Regions from separate parts of the Homo sapiens genome. Here region 2 is linked to region 1. A link is an interaction called in ENCODE POLR2A ChIA-PET data of the cell type or tissue named here. Cell type or tissue: PC-9. All regions are shown on one strand. Each heading gives the region's core, and the rest is flanking DNA. Links, peaks and the distances in the headings are about the cores only. Region 1 overlaps LOC101927896 (a long non-coding RNA gene). Region 2 has its middle 83 kb from the start of ARL4C.

Region 1 (4,390 bases), core at 141-4,140:
TTTGGGAGGCCAAGGCGGGCAGATCACGAGGTCGAGAGATCGAGACCATCCTGGCCAACATGGTGAAACCTCGTCTCTACTAAAAATACAAAAATTAGCTGGGCGTGGTGGTGTGTGCGTGCCTGTAGTCCCAGCTACTCAGAAGGCTGAGGCAGGAGAATTGCTTGAACCTGGGAGGCTGAGGTTGCAGTGAGCCAAGATCATGCCACTGCACTCCAACCTGGTGATAGAGCGAGACTCCATAAAAAAAAAAAAAAAGAAAAAAGAAAGAAAGAAAAGAAAAAGGTTGCCAAAAAAAGACCTTGATGCCATCTAAAATATGCCTTTTCTCAAATCCTTTCTAATTGTGCTATGTTTAGAGCATGAAGAACATGACACAAAAAATATAATTGCATCATAATTGGGTCAAAAATTCAGTAAAAGTGACAGTCCTTGAAATTTACTATTCTGTATTGGTCCCTTAAGAAATTATCAGCAAGAATATATTTAGAAAATAAGTCCATCACCAACTCATTCCCTTTTAGTTACACAAATCTACAGTCTACCCAGTTAGGAATAATCCTTCCCTCTTACTTCATTAATAAAAAGACCAAATCATTCATCATCCATTTAGGACACCTTTTAGAGTGAAACGGGACACTCTTAATCATGCTAGGATAACAGGCATAAGCCAAGTCTGCCAAGACAAACTGGGCATTGCACCTGTCCCACCTGTGGCAATATTCATAATCAATATAAACCTCAGGATGTTTATAAGACTTGCTTGGTTGTAATGCATTGTATCTTTCCAACTATGATACAAATTACTTTCAGGGGACACAGGTTGAGCTCTCTTTTCTAAAGCCGTATTCAACAGACCTTAATTGGTCCACAAGCCCTGCAAACTATTTAAGCCATCTATCCACCAAAACACCTCCCTTTTGTAAAAACTAATGATTATCAATTGCCTTGAGAAATGTGATGAAGCATTTCAAAAGTCACTCTCACTGTAGTTTCTTTAAGTGTATTGCACTTGATTCTTTTCTTAATCTGGAATTCACTTTCTCTTTTTTAAAAAAAATTTGTTTTTGTGTTAGAGGATTTTTAGGAGAATAGACTAAGTTTTAGTATCTCCCCATTCAAGACATAACAGCTCTTCTCAAAGGTATTAAAGCAGTAGCAGCAGTTACTCCTCCCTTCATTCTTAGACTTTCACCTCCAAAGCCAAGTCAATCAAATGCAAAGAAAAAGTCAGTCCATCTTGCATTATATATACTAGAGTAATGGTCTTCATTTATTTCACAGGTTTTGTCGTTCATTCTTTGCATGCAGACATAGCCAAAATCCTTTTGTACCATTTGTAAAGTGGAAATGATACTACCACTACTATTATTAGTCCCTTAAAATCACCTGCAGCACATTGTGTGTTTGTGTGTCTCAGGGGATCACCTGAGCTATTGGGAAAGGTTAAAACACACACCTGAGTTGAGAGGCCAGCTGCGCCTTGGGCTTTATTCCACGGAGAGACACGTCCACCTAATGGAAACTTTCTCACCACACTCTGTAAACAGAAGCCTGTGGTCATACACCTTCCATGTAGCCCAGACCCCAGATCACATTGCAGTTGGTCCCTGTGGCTTGCCTCCATCCTTGGGCTATTTAGATATGCCAGATATACAGCACTCATGTTCTCTTAATTTAAGCCTTTGCATAGCTGCTCAATATCTGCCTGCGCTCCTGGCCTAACTGGTGAAATTAGAAGCGTTGAAACTTCTTTTTGGTGACCTCTTACTATTTTACTATTTCTCAGGTACCAGAAAAGAAAGGTCTCCCTGTCCACATCCTACTGATGTATTGCTGATCAGTTCAAACCAACTTTATCTATTCTGTATCCTAGTAAACATACGACTTGTCCTTCTAACATCCACTTGGGTGGAGAAGATCTGGTAGAGAGGAGAAAAAGTGGACATTTTACAGAAGTGAAGTCAAAACAACAATTTCAAGAAATCATTCAGGATTCTATGAAATTCTGATCTCACTTTACACTTTTCATGATCTCTGATGAATAAATCTTTATGCGAGGAGGCTGGTTTAGGGACTTTGCTGCTCTGGGTTTGAGTACCCCACAGATCCTGACCAGCACTTCCCACAGCTTTAATGACCCCCATTCAGAGATTCTAAACCTTAACAATATCAAGACTTCGTGCAATTCCTCTTATGGTTCACTAAAAAGCTTAGGCTAGGGCCGGGCACGGTGGCTCACGTCTATAATCCCAGCACTTTGGGAGGCTGAGGCGGGTGGATCACCTGAGGTCAGGAGTTCAAGACCAGCCTGACCAACATGGTGAAACCCCATCTCTACTAAAAATACAAAAATTAGCCAGGCGTGTTGGCATGCACCTGTAATCCCAGCTATTTGGGAGGCTGAGGCAGGAGAATCACTTGAATCCGGGAGGTGGAGGTTGCAGCGAGCTGTCCAGACTGGGTGACAGAGCGAGACTCTGTCTCAAAAAGAAAAAACAACAACAACAACAAAAAGCTTAGGCTAAATCATTCGCCTGAAGGTCTCAGTGTCCTCCAGTTTTCATGTACAAAGATGGCGTTTCCACCTTCTCAGGACTATCATCTCAAGAGCAGACTCAGGCACAGTCCTTTCATATTGACTCCCGCTCTACATTTCATCACCTTTCAGAGAATGCGCCCAGAACAACAAAAGACTGTTTGCAGTTCTAATGATTTTCTTGCTGACCTTTGACCATGCAGACAACACTCTGTTTTCTCTATCCCAAAATGTGTCTGTGCATAATGCCGTGTGACATTCACCTCTATCTTTGAATTGCAATGAATTAGGGATTAGAGCCTCAGTGAACGCTGCTGCCCTTTTCAGGCTGTTTCAACTCTGCAGGGATTTATTTGCCCCATTTTATGTCAGTAACTTTGCCTTTGCAAGCTTTACCTAGGCTTCTTTAAAAAAATTATTTTTTTAACTTATAGAATATAACCAGAGCAAACCTTCAGAGCTGTGGGGCAGGGAAGACTAATTGGTGTTCAAACCACTTTGAAGCTTTTAGTCCAAGGGCAGTAGCATCTCCATAAATGTTGTGAGTATCCAAGGGCCTGATTTCACTCCAAGAATATGATTTGTGCAGTTTGCAAGTTGTTTTCTAATTGTAGGATGTGAAGAACTGTCGGCTAGAGTCTAGATTGATTCTGATGAGAGCCCAGAGACACAAATTCATCTTCACTTGCCCTCCTTGTTTCACGTTTAGATGGCCACAGATTTCATCTCCAAGATATTTTAAAAACACTGTTTTCCCTGTGGTCCCTACCCCGTCATGACCATCCATGTGTCCTCCATTAAATGTAACCAATTTCTGTATCTTTTTGAACTTCAAAATATTTCACAATCAATTGTCTAGATAAACTTACATCTCATTTAAAATGGCATAAAAGGCGAGAGAGAAGCTTGCTTGCTTCTTGAATCTGATTACAAAAAAATTATCAACTATGTAACTTTTTACTTTAAACTACCCAGAGCAGCATGAATGGTATGTCTCAGAAAAGGCAAAAATAATAATATTTCCCAAACTCACTAAGGTAATTATTCCTGCCTTATAAATAACAATACTTGACAAATATAAAACACCTTCACATCAAAGTCACTCACACTGTGTTTAAAAAATTGAGGCTGATATCTCTGGGTCCCTATCTGAATAGCCAGATGCAGTCTCCTGGGGCACGGCAGGGAAGGAAAGAGAAGCAACATTTACTGAGTCTCTCGTGTGTTCTTACATGTTTAACCCCATTTAATTCTCACAGTAACCCGGAAGTTACAATTTTCCTATTACAGAGGAGGTAACTGAGGCTCAAAGAGGTTCTGTACCTTGCCCAAGGTCATTCCTGCTAGCAGAGGCAAGGTTTGAACCCACTTTTGGCTCCCTGCAAGGGGTGTCCCATGTGAGAGATAAAGAAAAGTCCCTCAGGACCTGTCACCTTGAGCAGTAGCCTAACTTCCTGCTGAAAATTCTAGCAGGTGGCCTAGAAATTGGAGAATGAAGCAAGTCAGAGAGAAAGAGAAACATCCATGAAAGAACTGGCAATGGACTGTCTTCAGAATGACCCAACCTTGGTTCTCAAAGGGCATCTGGTTGGGCCTCAGTGTCACTGGTAGGACACAGCGAACACCTGAGGAGGTGTGGCTGGAAGGCACTGGGACTTCAGAATACAGCAAGGCAGGAAAATAAACAGAGCCATGTCCAGTCCAAACTGGAGTAAGGGACTTGAACCCTCAGAAGCTGGCTTGAGCGGTGTCCTGGGGTGTGTTAAGGTCACAGTGGATCCAAGGACAGAAGATAGTGGAAGGTCTTTCTGGGGGAGTCCACAGAAGAGGGTTTGGGGTCAGAGCAGAGGT
Region 2 (4,390 bases), core at 123-4,122, 290 kb before region 1:
TCAAGGATAAAGGGTGATGCACATTTTAACAGTCACATCAGGAGAGAAGATGCACTTTCTTGGCAGATCACACTTTGAAAAACTCTGCCTTATTGCCCGATGGTAAAACCAGTTTATTAGCCCAGATTCCCTCTCTCATGAGGACCTCATGGTGAACTTGGGGTCCTTTTCTACCAGTGAACCTTGACTGAGTCACTCCATTATTCATCAAGAGGTTTTCTCCACAAAGAGTCTTGGAAGTAAGGATCTGAGGATTTCATCCTTTTCTTGAAACCTAGGTCCCTCCTCCCCCAAAACACACACACACACACACACACACACACACAGACACAGACACATACACATACACACACACAGACACACAGACACATATACATACACACACACACAGATGCATACACATACACACAGACACATATACATACACACACAGACACACACAGACACATACACACACACACAGACACATATACATACACACATACACACAGACACATATACATACACAGACACACACATACACACACACAGAGACACACACATACACATACACACAGACACATGCATACACACACACAGACACATATACATACACGCAGACACACAGACACATAGACACAAATACACACAGACACAGACACACACATTTACACATACACACAGACACATACATACAAACACACACGCATATACACATGCACACACTCATGCACATACACACACACACACACAGACACACACACAGTTCTTGTAGAAATGTTTTAACAGAAGCATTGCATACTGAGCCAGCCTGGCACAATAAAGTAAATATCCACATGGCAAGGGAACATTTATAGAACCAAGGAAGGGCACTGTCCTGAACCTTGCAGCACAGGAGACCTGCTCCAACGTGGCTTTCTATCTCTCTGTGAAGAGAAACCCTAGAAGCTTCTCTCCTATAAAAAAGGGGAGGCACATAGCTGGGAGTGGTGGTGCATGCCTGTGGTCCCGGCTACTCAGGAGGCTGAGGTGGGAGGATCATTCGAACCTGAGAGGCAGAGGTTGCAGTGAGCCGAGATCGTGCCACTGCACTCCAGCTTGGGCGACAGAGCAAGACTTCATCTGAAAATAAAAACTAAAAAAAAAAGGGGGTGGGGGGCAGGGCATAGAATGTAGGCCCACTGCAGTCTCACAGAAACACGGGTCAATCCTGCACTCAGCCTCCTGCCAAGTCTTCATACCACACTGCAATCGCCTCAAGAGTAAGGGCTGTGTCTGTCCCATTTATTACTCTCCCCCGAGTACACCCGCGGAGCACTGGGAGCCCAGGAAAGGGAGCCACAGACGTGTTAATTTAACTTATCTGGACGATTGTGCAAGTGGCACTGTCAGAGCTTGGGCTGCTGCTGGTCAGGAGCCTCACCAGACACCTGTGCTGGTCAGCAAGGCTGCCCAGTAAACTATCCTGATATCCAACCTTCCGATAATGGCAGGATGTTCAGGACTGTTTGTCCTGGCCCCCTGGTGTTGAGTAGGGTCAGAGGTCCCGTTCTGGCCCCTGAGTTGTGAGCAGAAGGGATGAGTGTCACCTCTAGGCCATGCTCTTGGCTCTGGTTTAAGATCCTCCAGGACTCACTTCCCCTCTGCACGTCCACCAGCAGCATCTGGGAGGGTTTTGACTTAGCCTGAGGCCCTGAGTCACTGTAAGAAGCAGAGGCTCTTGTCATCATGTCCTGTGAGCAAGACACATTCTCATGCTGTTTCCAGTGGCTTAGACTGTAGGTGGTTCTAGCAGCATAACTGAACCTGTCTTAGCTGATGACACCCCCAGAGCCAGGGACCAGGGCAGGACAGAGGGTCAGGAGCTCAGTCCTGCAGAATGGGGAACAGGGGACAGGAGTTGGAGATCAGATGATAGCAGTCAGTTTGGATGACAGAAAACTGGCAGGCTTGCTGTGTAGCAAGCAGAGGCCACAGCCAGTCCTACCTAGGGATGAGTTGCTCCCCAGTCTCTCCTGCCATCTGGCTCTGCCTCCGAGACTCCACCCTGGCCTCTCTTGGCTCCATAAATCTGCTCATCTTTCAGCACAGAGCCCTTTAGATCCCTTCAAGCACCGATGTTCTGGAGAATCACTGGTTAGGTCACTTCTAAACTGGAGTACAGTGGGGTCAAAACAGTCAGTCATCACAGGGGCTTAAGTGGCGGTAGCTCCTGTTTGCTTCTGCCCGTCACATTAACTCACGGCACTAATCCCCCATACCCGGTATGAATGAGAGGTCCCAGCAGCAGGTGAAGACGCTCACCTTTGTGATTCCCTCTTCCCTCCTGAGTCTCCTTCCCTCCCCCCGGCCTTGTCCCATCCTCCTCCAGTTAAACAAGGTTCTCATTGTCCCTTCCCTTCCCCACTCTTATACCTCCTCTTGGGCAAGCATCTTCAACCTAGGGTAGCTGTCAGCATACTCACTCCCTGCGGGAGAGCCAGAGGGTCCCAGCACAGGGCCTGGCCAGGTACTCAAACAATGACTAGCAACATAACCTCTCCAAGCCTCATCCTCCTCCATGGCAAAAATCAGGTCCATGATGTTTAACCCACATGGTCACTGTGGGCCATGCTTGGTAAAGTACCAGGAACTTTGAGGATGCTTTCTTGATGTCCAACAAGGCTTTGCAGCTCTTGAAGGAAGCAATGACTTTGTTCCCATCAGTGAAGGTTCCAAGACACAGATAGGTGCTGCCCCTCTGATAGCCATGAGCACCTCGGTCACACTTCAGAGACTCACCCTGCTGTATGGACCTTGCTGCTGACTGGTTCCCAGGCCTGAGTGTGAATCATGCCCACTCAACTTACTAACGCCGTGCTCAGAGCACACTCATCGGAAGCTAATAACAAGAGGAGTTTCTCTTTTCCCCTTTGAAGAAAATGTCAGGAAATCCATGGGCAGACACTCTGCTAATGACTTGCCCCAAATCATTTCTCTTTATCCGCTGGGAGAGACTTGCTAACTCTGTTTCTTCCTTAAACTTGTACCTAGGGCAAGGAATGCCCCAAAATGCCAAGACCCACTGTTGCAGGTGCTAATTGAAACAAGTAATGAGTTCCTCTTCCTAAAAAGTGTAATAGGCTCCTCTGCGTTATTCAGTAGCTTGAATATCCAGTGTTTCTTATTCCTTTTAATCACAAATACCCTCCTTAGAGTAGAAGAAATTGCAGCTCATTATCTTGCCTAATTTGCATGCTTGCCAATTACATACCTAGCAATACAAAACACAAAAATACAAATGTTTAGCAGCAAACAATGATTTAAGCCTGGAATAAGCAATTCTCCCTGTTTTCATCATCAGTGTCATACCCTTTTCTTGCTGCCAGACACAAACAGGAGACCAAATCCACTTTAGACAACGGTCTTTGGGGGCCTCTGGGGGTCTTTTTGATTCTGCAAAGCTTTGAGCCAAGGAGGAGGCATTTAGAGAAAGACAAAATCCACACAATAAAAATACTTGTTGGCTGTTAATTGGAAATTCAGAATGCACGGCTGCAGGGCATTTATTCCTGCTGGCAGCCTCCCCGTCCCCAGCCCCTCAGTCCCGGAAATTCTGGAATCTGAGGGTGAGACGTTTTGCTGGCTTTGGCTGGGACATTAAGCAGAGGAGTAAAGGGGTCACAGGGTGATTGTCTCCGAGCAGAGAAGGAAAAGCCCCCACTGTATTTCCACCCATTGCACCCACCAAGTCCAGCAGGGGAAGCTCACGCTGGTTTCTCTCAGACCACCCCACACCCACAGAAATCCCCAGGCTTCCCCTTCTACTTTTTAAACCTCAATCCATGGCCCAGCCCTGAATTCGCGGCAACACAGCCAATTCTCATTCCCTTTTCTTTCCCCTCAATCTGTTTCAACAATCTCCAGCTGCAGAACATTCCAGACCTCTGTGTTCTCCACACTGACTGCCCACTTAGGAGGAGCGTGAGATGAAATCCCCCATCACCAAGGCTGCTGGCACCGTCTCATTGCCTGTCTCAGCTGAGCCTTCAGTCTTGCTTGACTAACTTTTTTTTTTCTTATTCGTCTTCATTTCTCTTTTCATTCTCTACCGCAAACATTCCAAATAGTCATCAGGTAAAGCGCTAAACAGGTGCATTAGTCTCCCAGGGCTGCCTTAACCAATGACCACTAACCAGGTGGCTTCAAACAGCAGGGATTTATTCTCTTGCTAGTCCTGAAAGCTAGGAGTCCAAAATCAAGGTGTCAGCAGGTGGTTCCTTCTGGAGGCTCTGAGGAAGAATCTGCTCCATGCCTCTCTCCTAGCTTCTGGGTTTTCCAGCAACCCTTAGTGCTCTTAGCCTTGTAGATGCCTCACTCCAATTCCTGCCTCTGTGTTCATGGGACCCTCTTTCCTTTGCCTCCTCTGTGT

The links. ChIA-PET counts read pairs that join two places held together with the same protein. Peaks named below come from ENCODE experiments on the same cell type or tissue, not always from the same donor. Only the 100,000 strongest peaks of a DNase experiment are listed, where the experiment ranks them.
Region 2: POLR2A ChIA-PET joins it to region 1 with 5 read pairs; 2 of 35 experiments call an interaction of 5 or more read pairs at or near these places.

The regions. Positions count from the first base shown.
Region 1 is chr2:234,868,677-234,873,066 of GRCh38, forward strand. All of the region lies in intron 2 of LOC101927896 (a long non-coding RNA gene), which reads right to left. Among named protein-coding and RNA genes, the nearest start is that of SH3BP4, 81 kb to the right of the region's middle. In PC-9, for the core only: no CTCF peak of the experiment used is centred there; no DNase peak of the experiment used is centred there.
Region 2 is chr2:234,578,066-234,582,455 of GRCh38, forward strand. No RefSeq gene overlaps it. Among named protein-coding and RNA genes, the nearest start is that of ARL4C, 83 kb to the left of the region's middle. In PC-9, for the core only: no CTCF peak of the experiment used is centred there; a DNase peak (open chromatin) is centred at 1,676.